Regions from separate parts of the Homo sapiens genome. Here region 1 is linked to region 2. The links are chromatin contacts, found by Hi-C in ENCODE. All regions are on one chromosome and are shown on one strand. Each heading gives the region's core, a stretch centred on a gene start or an enhancer-like site at or near the end of the contact. The rest is flanking DNA. Distances are from core to core; before and after follow the strand shown.

Evidence for each region. A loop is a pair of places that touch in the nucleus more often than their neighbours do. Pooled maps may share reads with other maps.
Region 1: a loop to region 2 is called in a pooled map, with 6 times the contacts of the local background. The contact joins two enhancer-like sites. A Hi-C loop is called at or near these places in 2 of 37 single-sample maps with no recorded cell type and 4 of 50 pooled maps.

What each region holds. Positions count from the first base shown.
Region 1 is chr2:20,742,178-20,747,275 of GRCh38, forward strand. All of the region lies in intron 4 of LDAH (lipid droplet associated hydrolase), which reads right to left. Among named protein-coding and RNA genes, the nearest start is that of GDF7, 78 kb to the left of the region's middle. Within about 2 kb of position 2,699, at least 2 of the 41 ENCODE cell types and tissues checked have a DNase peak (open chromatin) inside an H3K27ac peak, as active enhancers do.
Region 2 is chr2:20,592,313-20,597,473 of GRCh38, forward strand. It overlaps HS1BP3-IT1 (HS1BP3 intronic transcript 1), which reads right to left and starts at 236. Exons shown (of 2, transcript NR_046836.1): 1 at 110-236. It also overlaps a transcript of HS1BP3 not described here. Within about 2 kb of position 3,764, at least 29 of the 41 ENCODE cell types and tissues checked have a DNase peak (open chromatin) inside an H3K27ac peak, as active enhancers do.

The sequences.
Region 1 (5,098 bases), core at 1,449-3,948, 150 kb after region 2:
CTATTCTAAATTTGTTAAGGTGTGCTTTATGGACCATAATGTGGTCTATCTTGGTGAATGTTCCACGTGATCTTGAGAAGAATGTGTATTCTGCTCTTGTTGGATGAAGTAGTCTATAGACGTCAATTATATCAAGTTGATTGATGGTGTTGTTGAATTCAACTAGGTCTTTACCCATTTACTGCCTGCTGGATCTGTCCATTTCTGATAAAGGGGTGTTGAAATCTCCAACTATGATAGTGGATGCATATATTTATGCTTGTAGTTCTATCAGTTTTTGCCTCACATAGTTTGATGCTTTGCTGCTAGGCACATGCATGTAAAGGACTGTTATGTCTTCTTGGAGGACTGACCTCTTTATCATTACGTAATTACCTTTTTTATTCTGGATAACTTTCTTTGCTTTGAAAAGTCGGCCTTGTCTGAAATATAGCTACTCCTGTTTTCTTTTGATTAGTGTTAGCTTGGTATATTTTTCTCCATCCATTTACTTTTCATTTACATGTGTCTTTATATTTAAAGTGGGGTTCTTGTAAACAACATACAGTTGAGTCTTGTTTTTTGATCCACTCTAACAATCTTTTAATTAGTGCTTTTCTTTTTCTTTTCTTTTTCCTTTTTTTTTTTTTTTTTTGAGACAGGGTCTCACTCTGTCACAGCAGCCTTGACCTCCCAGGCTCAAGGAGATCCTCCCACTTCAGCCTTCTGAGTAGCTGGGGCTACAGGCACACACCACCACGCCTGGCTAATTTTTCAAATTTTTTGTAGAGATGGTCTGTCTCCCTATGTTGTGCAGGCTGGTCTCAAACTCCTGGGCCCAAGTGATCTTCCTGCCTCAGCCTGCCAAAGTGCTGGGATTACAGGTGTGAGCCACCACACCAGGCCTATTTGGTGCACTTAGACCACTGATGTTCAAAGTGATTACTGGTAGTTAAATTAATATAGACCACATTTGTCATTATTTTCTATTTTCATCTTCCACATATTTTCTGCCTTTTGTGGTTTTAATTGAGCATTTTATGTGATTCCATTTTCTCTCCTTTCTTAGCATGTCAGTTATACTTAAAAAAAAAAAATTCTTCTAGTGGTTGCCCTAGATTTTGCAATATCCATTTACAACTAGTCCAAGTCCACTTTTTTTTTTTTTTTTATTATACTTTAAGTTTTAGGGTACATGTGCACATTGTGCAGGTTAGTTACATATGTATACATGTGCCATGCTGGTGCGCTGCACCCCCAAGTCCACTTTTAAATAACACTATACCACTTTATAAGTAGTGTATCATACAAAAACAAAATAATCCTAAGTCTTCCCTCCTGCTCCTTGTGTTGTTGTCATTCATTTCACTTATATGTAAGCATACATATAACATATAAACATACAAAATCGAAAGCACTGTTGCTATTATTATTTTGAACAAACTTATCAGTTAGATCAATTAAGAATAAGAAAAATGAACATTTTAGTCTTTGTTTATTCCCTCTCTGATGCTCTTCTTTTCTTTATGGAGATCTGAGTTTCAAACCCCTATTATTTTCTTTCTGAGTTTCCTGGATCTGAAGTTTGATGTCTGACATTAATTTAAGAAATGTCTCTGTCATTATTGTTTGAAATATTTCTTGTTTCTTTCTCTCGTTCTTTTCCATCTAGTATTCCCCTTATGCATATGTTTCACCTTTTGTAGTTGTCCTGCAGTCCTTATTCTTTTTTTTTCTTTTCCCAGTCTTTTTCTTTGCTTTCCAATTTTGGAGGTTTATGTTGAGACATTCTCAGGCTCAGAGACTCTTTCTTCAGCCATGTTCAATCTACTGATAAGCCCATCAAAGCCATTTTTATTTTACGGTGTTTTTACTCTCTAGCATTTCTCTTTGCTTTTTCCTTAGGATTTCCATCTCTCTTCTTACATTGTCTACCTATTCTTGAATGATGCCTTCTTTATCTGTTATAGCCATTAGTATATTAATCATAGTGGATTTAAATTCCTCATCTGATAATTCCAGAATCCCTATCTGTCTGGGTCTGAAGCTTGCTCTATTCTCCTCAGATTTTTTTTTTTTTTTTTTTGCCTTTTGGTATGCCTGGTAATTTTTTCTTGGTAGCTGGACATGATGTACCAGGTAAAAGGAACTTTTATAAATCAGCTTTTAGCAATGTAGCAGTTAGGTGGGGGAAAGGGGAGGGGAGACATTCTATCATCCTATGATTAAGTCTCAGTCTTTTAGTAAGCATATGCCTCTGGTGTACAAACTTCTAAGTGTTTCCTCAGTATTCTTCTCCCCTCTTTGGTAGGACAGGATGGCTAGAGTTGTCTGGAGTTTAGTATTTCCCTTCTCTGATGCAGAAGGTTAGAGCTGACAAGAGTTAGGTATTTCCCTTCCCTTGGGTCAGGCTCTAATAATACCCCAGCAGGTTAGGATTTAGCTAACTAATTTCTCCTGGGGGCAGACCTTGTTAAGAAGAGCACAGTGCTCTGGCATATTTCAAAATGGTTCATTTCACCTTCCCCCTGCCAGAAGCACATAGGGATTTTTCTGCAATATTTACTTGGAGAATCTAATTGAGCTCATGTAGGTAAGTCTAACAAAATTGTGGTGTTTCCCCATGAGTGGGTCCTCCTGGAGTTTAAAACTTTCAGAGTTGTTCATACTGAACCTCCTATAATTCATCAATTACAGCTCAGGTTTTTCTACCATGGCACTGCTTCCTGTGGGGGTTTCTGTTTGTGACTGCATGCTCTAGTAACTTGTGGCTCTCGGTATTTGCCAGTCTGTCTCTCTAGTCTTTTGGGGACAGTGGTTTTCCCTGTGTCCTCCCCTATCCTGGGTCCGATAAGAATTGATTTCTCAGTTTGCTTAGCTTTTTACTTGTTAGGGTTGGAGTGGCAACTTCTAAGCTCCCTACATGTGGAACTGGAAACCAGAAGTCCTAATAATATTTCTGTATATGTCTTTTGGTGCATGTATGCATGTACTTCTGTTGGCTGTATCACTTCAAAGTAGAAACACTGGGTCATATAGTAGGCATATATTCATCTTTAGTAGATAATTACAAAGAGTTTTCCAAAGTAGTTCTACTAATGCTCTTGCAACAGTGTACAAGGCACACAAAGATTTCTATTTCTCCATATCCTTATCAACACTTGTTACATTTTGTTTTTCTAATAGACATCTTAACAGGTGTTAGGTGATATATCATTGTGGTTTTGATTTGCATTTCTCTGATAATTAGTGATGTTGAGCACCTTTTCATATACCTGTTGGTCATTTGCATTTTTTTTGAAGAAATGTCTATTCAAGTCCTTTGCCCATTTTTAAATTTCTAAGACAGTAGAATAGATTTCAAGTGTTCTTATCACAACAAAAGATAAGCATGTAAGGTACTGCATAAGTTACTTAGCTTGATTTAGTCATTCCACAATATATGCTTATTTCCAAACATCATATTGTACCAATCTATATACTTTCTATTTGTCAAATAAAAATATATATTAAAAAATAAGATATAATTGAGGCTAATAACTAATCAAGTAAATGACTGAGCATATGTATGTTAATTAGCTGTAATACATGATTTATAATAAATGATCATAACAATTTAAGCAATAAATAATAATTGAATCAAATATGTATGATGGTAGTAAGTCACAAGTCCTATGACGGGGCAGATAAAATAATAAAAGAGGACTAGAAATTGCTAGGGGTGGTGGGATAGTTTTAAATAGGGTGTTCAGGAAAGGCTTTGATGAAAGGTGACATTTGTGCAAAGGCAGTTAGGGGGTGAGCTAAGAGATGCTTGGAAAAATAAATTTTGTGGGGAGAGGGAAGAGCATGTGCAGAGGCCATAGAAAGCTAAAGTGGTGTGTTTGAGTAAGAGCCAGGTGAACAGTATTGCTGGAGCAGAGTACTTGAAGAAGAGAGCAGTTCAAGTGTTTACTAAAATGTCCTCAATGATTTAAAGAATATAAATGATTAATTCAGTTAATACCAAACTAGAAGAATGTACCACACAGATTCCAGACTGGTTATGTAACCCATAGTACATAAGGAACTTCAGATTGATCAAATCAGCTGGCAGAAACAGGAAACAATCCATTACTTTTATAAACGATCCTTTACTGTGACCCATGTTAAGCAAAACTGCATGTAAGGGAAACTCTAAAAATATATAAGCAACCACAGGGTTATATTTGATTGATCTATATCAATAACAAATTGAGAATTAAAATGCAGTCTGAAATAATGGGAATGGACCAAAACAATAAGGAAGTTCTAATATGTACATTGAATGCGTCACTGCCTTGTAAAAATATAAGAAGACCAAAGACCTTATCACAACTAATACTTAGTTGATGAGACTGGTTTTCCTCTCTTGCCTTTGGAGAACAACAATTATTACCTGCTGGGTGACACTTTTCCTAGATATTGTAATGATAATTTCAATGAAATTTGCAGTCCAAATTTGATAAATCACAGTAATAAAAATTTTTCATTCTTCATATTGGTAAAAAAAAAAATCACCTAAGTCAAGGAAGTATGCCTAATTTGATAACACAGCTGTGTGGTGAAGGTTTCCAAATCTGTGTACACGACCAAACATTTTCTTATGTTACTATCTCATTAAAAAAAGAACTCCCATGTTAGCCAATTCATTCTATCCTAAGAAAACATTTTCGCATATTTCACATTCTCTTCTGTTATCTACCAGAATGAACTTTTGATAATGAAGCACAACCGTGTTTTCTTGAACAGTACAGGAAGGTAAATATGCACACTGGGAATTTTTATACTGGATACATTTGCAGGGGTTAGAGGAAAGTATTTTGATGCTTATTTTTCTTGAATTTATTATTATTGTTGTAATCATTTTTTAGAAAAGGAGCTAAGAAACAATTTGAGGTATGGCCACAAGGTAAGAAGTATGGTGCTTAGGTGTGGATTGTGCACAACCTGTTTCATTAAATAGGCTTTAAAAAAACAGTAAATCTTCAAAATCCTTGAAAGACTTCACCTGTTTATATAGCTTATTACAGATGCATCCATTTTTCTGGGAGAGCAGCAATGGTGCCTATGTGTTATGACTAAGTGAAGCTGCGACAAA
Region 2 (5,161 bases), core at 2,514-5,013:
TCTGGCCATCCACCTCCCCCGCCCCGCCCCGCCCATTCCTACTTCCCCTTTCGGGCCTGTCCCTCTCTTCTGACCTCCCCCATCCATCACAGTTCTAGCCTTCACTCACCTGCATCACCGTAGTGACTCCCCGACAGCTCTGTCCCTGCCCGGCTCAGACTCTCCTATGCAGCTAGGAGTAAGCCCAGGAGAGCATGTCCCTCCTCCGCTCAAGAGCTTCCAAGGGCTTCCCATCAGGATCAGTTTCCCAGGGCAGTCATAGCAAATGACCACAAACTGGATGGCTTGAAAAGTCTCCTCTCACAGCCCTGGAGGCCAGAAGTCTGAAGTTGAGGTGTCAGCAGGACCCTGCGCCCTCAGAGGGTCCTTCTTTGCCTCTTCCAGTTCCTGGCGTTCCCCCGCTGGTGGCAGCACCACGCCCATCCCTGCCTCAGCCTTCACGTGGCCTTCTCTTCTCCACTGTGTGTCTCTTACAGAAACACCTGTGATTGGATTTAAGGCCCACCTGGATAACACAGGATGATCTCATCTTGAGATCCTTAATTTAATTTCATCCACAGATTCCTTTTCCAAATAAAGTCGCATTCACACGTTCCAGGGGTTAGGATGCGAACATGGCTTTTTTGGGGGCAAGAATTCAACCCACGATATCACCTCCTTAAGGAAAATCCCAAGTCATTACTCTGTGCTTCAAGGCCCTTCAGGATCTGGCCTTATCCATGACCTCCAACCTCCCGCTGTCTACCCCACCACCCCTGACCTCCAGCCCTGTCCCCCCACTGTCCCCCCAGCACACCATGTTCCTGCTTCAGGGCCTTGGCAGATGCTGGCCTTTCCCCCAGGGTCCACACGCTTCCTCCATCAGCATCGTCAGGTTTAGTCAATTGTTTGGTATGGCCAGGCCCTCCCTGGCCACATTGTCTAAACTTGCAACCTTCCCGGAACACTCCCTCTTCCTCACCTGCCTTCTCTCTTCCTTACCACTCATCACCATCACACGTGCCGGCCTTCTCCTCATTTATGTTGTTCATTGTCTCCCCTCCCCTAGGCCACAGGCTTGTTTTGTCAGTTTTGTTCACTGCTGTGTCCCAGCGGCTAGAACAACGCTTGACACTAGTTGACCTTGGCTGAATGAATGAGTGAATGAATGAGCAAGAGTTTGCTCAGGCTGAACTCTGAGCTGCCGGAAGCCTTTGTAGACACCCCCAGAACATGCTGGCCCCACCTCTGAGCTCCTGGTGTACCTCGGTTCTCATGAGGCCCCCGCACTTCAGCCTCTGGTGATCCTCTTTTTCGAGCCAGACATGTTGGCTCAGCCAACACTCCCTGAGCCCACATCATGAGTCACCAGAGGCCCTTGACCCTTCCTCCCACAACCTTCCCCCACTGCGCCCGCTCTCACCCTGGTCACAGTTAGCCGAGTGTGTGCAGGGAACTGTGTATGAAGGTCAGGCCTGCCCTGCTGCCCCTGCTGGTCCCTGGAGCCGCCACGGGGATGGAAGAGTGGGTCCTTTTGATGCACTCAAGCCTGGGATATGGTCCTCCAGGGCCGGCATTGAAGGAATGTACAAGGGCTGCCCCAGGGCCTGCAACACTAACTGTGAAGAGTCCCCTAAAACTTCCCTGATGAAAACCACCACAGCCTCCATTTCAGAAGAGGGACGTGGGCTTCTTGCCATGTCTCTGCTGCTGATGGGCTCTGTGACTGGCACAATTTCCTTCCTGTTGCTGGTCCCCAGTTTTGTCATCTTTAAATCTGGGCATCGACCCATCGGGGATGGCTACAATAGCTTGCATCTTACACATTCCAACTCAGATGGCTCTGGCTGTGCCACTGGGTTGAGAAGGATTCTGAGGTTCAATCCAGGCTTAACAGGAAGAAGTGCAGTGATCCATTAGTGACATCTGCCATGGGTGTGGGGAGAGTGGGGGCCCAGGTGTGCTAAGGCTGGGTTAGATGCTTTGTGAGTGGGCTTTGGGCAACACGTCCACGTGAGTCTATGGATGCCTGATGATAGAGAAAAGATCCTGGAGGAGGTGAATGGGTCTGAAATGAGTGGCTGATGGCATCACAAATCCTTTTTGAGCTTACTTTGGTGCATTGAGGCAGCTGGCATGGCCTGCCTGCTGGGAAGGCATCAATGACCCAATGGAGAGATGGCTCCTTCCCTATGCTGGGGTTGAAGTTGCAGGGCAGTTAGGCTAGGGCCCTGCTCTGTGTTTTGTCTCTCAGGTGGCCATAGTGCTTGGTAGAAGAGGCTGTCCTCTGGCTCAGGATTTGCAGCAACAAGGCCAGCCTCTAGCTGGGCCTAGCCAAGTGCCCTCTGAGACTCGCTGGAAGTGAGGTCCCCTATCTCAATCCATTCAGGCTGCTACAACAAAATACCGTGGATGGGGTGGCTTAGAAATGGCAGACATGTATTTCTCACAGTTCTGGAGGCTGAAAGTTCCAGATCAAGGTGTCAGCAGCTTCGGTGTCTGGGAGGGCTGGCTCTCTGATTCCTGGAGGGGGCTGTCTTGCTGCATCTTCATGGATGGAAGGGGCAAGGGGGTTTTCCTCAGGTCTCTTTTATAAGGGCATTAATCCCAAACAGGAGGGCTCTGTCCTATGCCCTAATCTCTTCCAAAGGCCCCACCTCCCATACCCTCACCTTGCTGGAGAGAATTTCAACATACACGTTGTCGGGAGTAAAAAAACACTCAGATCATAGCATCTCGGGATAGACAGAGCCCGGCATGCCACTTCCCTGAATGAGGGAGACATTCTTGTAGCCTGCACAGCTGGAGCAGGGAGTGAGAGCCTCGGCAGCCTTGGGAGAAGGTGCCCTAATGTGACATGGCCTCAGTTTCCCAGCTGTGGGCAGAGATCACAGCAGCTGTCTCCTTTTCAGTCTGGACAGATGGCTGTGACCCACAGAAACGCCATGGCCCGGGAACAGAGCTGTGTCTACCCTGGGACACAGCTGTAACTACCCTGGGACAGAGCTGTGTCTACCCACGGGAAGGGGGATCCTTTTCTAATTTGTACAAAGGTGCCCTGGGGGTCCAGGTCATGCATAGAAAATTCCTCACCAGGCACTCACCAGGAGCAGAACCCTATCATCCTCCTCCTCCTCACAGTGACTCCTGCTCTAACAGAGGCACAGAGGCGCAGAAAGAGGGAGTTCCCCTGAGGCAGCAGGAGGGCTTCCTGGAGGAGGGAGGGTTTCGGCTGGGCCTTGCTGATCCTGTAGCAACCAGTGATTCTGGCCACAGCCCGTGCCTGCCTGCCTGACTCTCTGCGAAGGGACTGCAGCCTGCTCTGTGCTGCGGCCCTTCCTCGACATGGCTGGTTTCTTCCCTAGGTCTATCTTTGGTTCCTGCTGACTCTTCCGTGACATAAATGCAAATGAGACCACAGACAACTAGCCTCAAAGCCAAGGAAGCCGCTGGCTGGAGTTGTCTCCACAGTCCCCTGCTGGGCAGGGAAGTGGGCAGAGGTGATGGTCACGTCCATCCATCACGGCCCATCAGGGGAGCAGGCCTCTTGGGGCCCCTGACACCTCCAAGTGGCCAAAAAAAAGGTCATACCAGGAGACAGAGCCTTAGACTAACCAACAAGAGCTTCCCGCATGGCTGATGACAGTTTCCCACGTTCTTTCTTAATCACTGGGACCTTAGTTCAAAGGTGATCCTGTGTGGAGTCCTGAAATGTAAAGCAGAGTGGTCCAGAGCTTACCTCTTGCCCTGAGGTCTTTTCATCAAACCTAGGGCTCCTTAGGGCACAGTAGCTTGAAAACCGCTGACCCACAGGATGTGACTCAAATTTCTAAAGCTCTCACAACTCTCCCCTCCTTCCCCGTGACACTGCTCTAATCCCACCTCTGGGTGTACCAGATACCTCTCGCTCCTGCCTTGGCCCTTTAGTATTTTGATACTAGCTGCTTTGTCAAAACTCCTTCAAGACCCCAGCTAGGATACTGCCTCCTCCAGGAAGCTTATTCTACTATCTGAATATTTGTGTTCCTCCAAGATTCTATTCATCTGCTCAAACCTAAACCCCCAAGGCGCTGGTATTAGAAGGTGAGGCCTTAGAGCAGGGATTAGGTCATGAGGGTAAAGCTCTCATGAATAGGATTAGTGACCTTATAAAAGAGGCTCCAGGGAGCTGCCTTGCCACTTTCACATGTGAGGACATGGTGAGAAGACAGCAATCTGTGAACCAGACAGCAGGCCCTCACCAGGCACCAAATCAACTGATGCCTTGACCTTGGACTTCTCAGCCTCCAGAACTGTGAGCTATACATTGCTGTTGTTTATAATCACCCAGTCTATGGCAGTTTTTATAGCAGCTTGAAAGGACTAAGAGAATTACTTTTATCTCTTCCCCCCACCCACATACATGTGAGCAGAGTGGTCCCTTCTTCCCCTTTCTGTGCTGTACTCTGTCCTTCTACCCATCACAGCCTTCCTCCTGCTGTGTCTGAAGCACCCATTTCTCCGTTTGTCCTACACACAAATCTCAGCTCCTTCAGGGCCTGGTGTTTTTCCCCCTCTGCATTTCCTGGGCTGGACCCTCATAGGTACCCCATCAGAATCTTTCACTGCAGACCCGTGGCAGCCAGCAGGTGCCATGGCTCCCTGGACTCTGTGGGTAGGATTTGGGCAACTTGAATGTGTTTAGGATCCAGCCATGGTTCCCATTAAGGCCACATAAAAGGCCTGAGCTGGAGTCATCTCTAATCCCTCCTTAAAAGGGAGGCCCAGGGGAGACACAGGCCGCCACTCCAGGGCCCCAGGGTCCCCTCTGTGTTTATGACATGGCCTCAGAACATGCAGTTTACAGGCCAGAAGCAGCATGAGGCCCTTGGCCACAGTCCTGGCCATCCCCTTATTGACCTTCTCTCTGAGCCCAGCAGGAAGCAGGCCTCTGTTCTAGGACTTTGGAGCAAAAGGTCACTTCCTGGGCCAGAGTAACCACGGCAACACCATTCCCCTGGCAGCCTTGGACTAGCAAAGTGTCCTCATAGCTCTGATTTTGTCTAAATTTATCATTTCAGGCTAAGGAAGGCCTTGTACTGGTTTTAGAGCCCTGGACGGAGCTCCAGGTGACATGGGCCTTCCTGGTTCTACCACCGACCTGCTGGGGGTTTCAGCAAGCCTTCACCTTCCACGTTGGCGT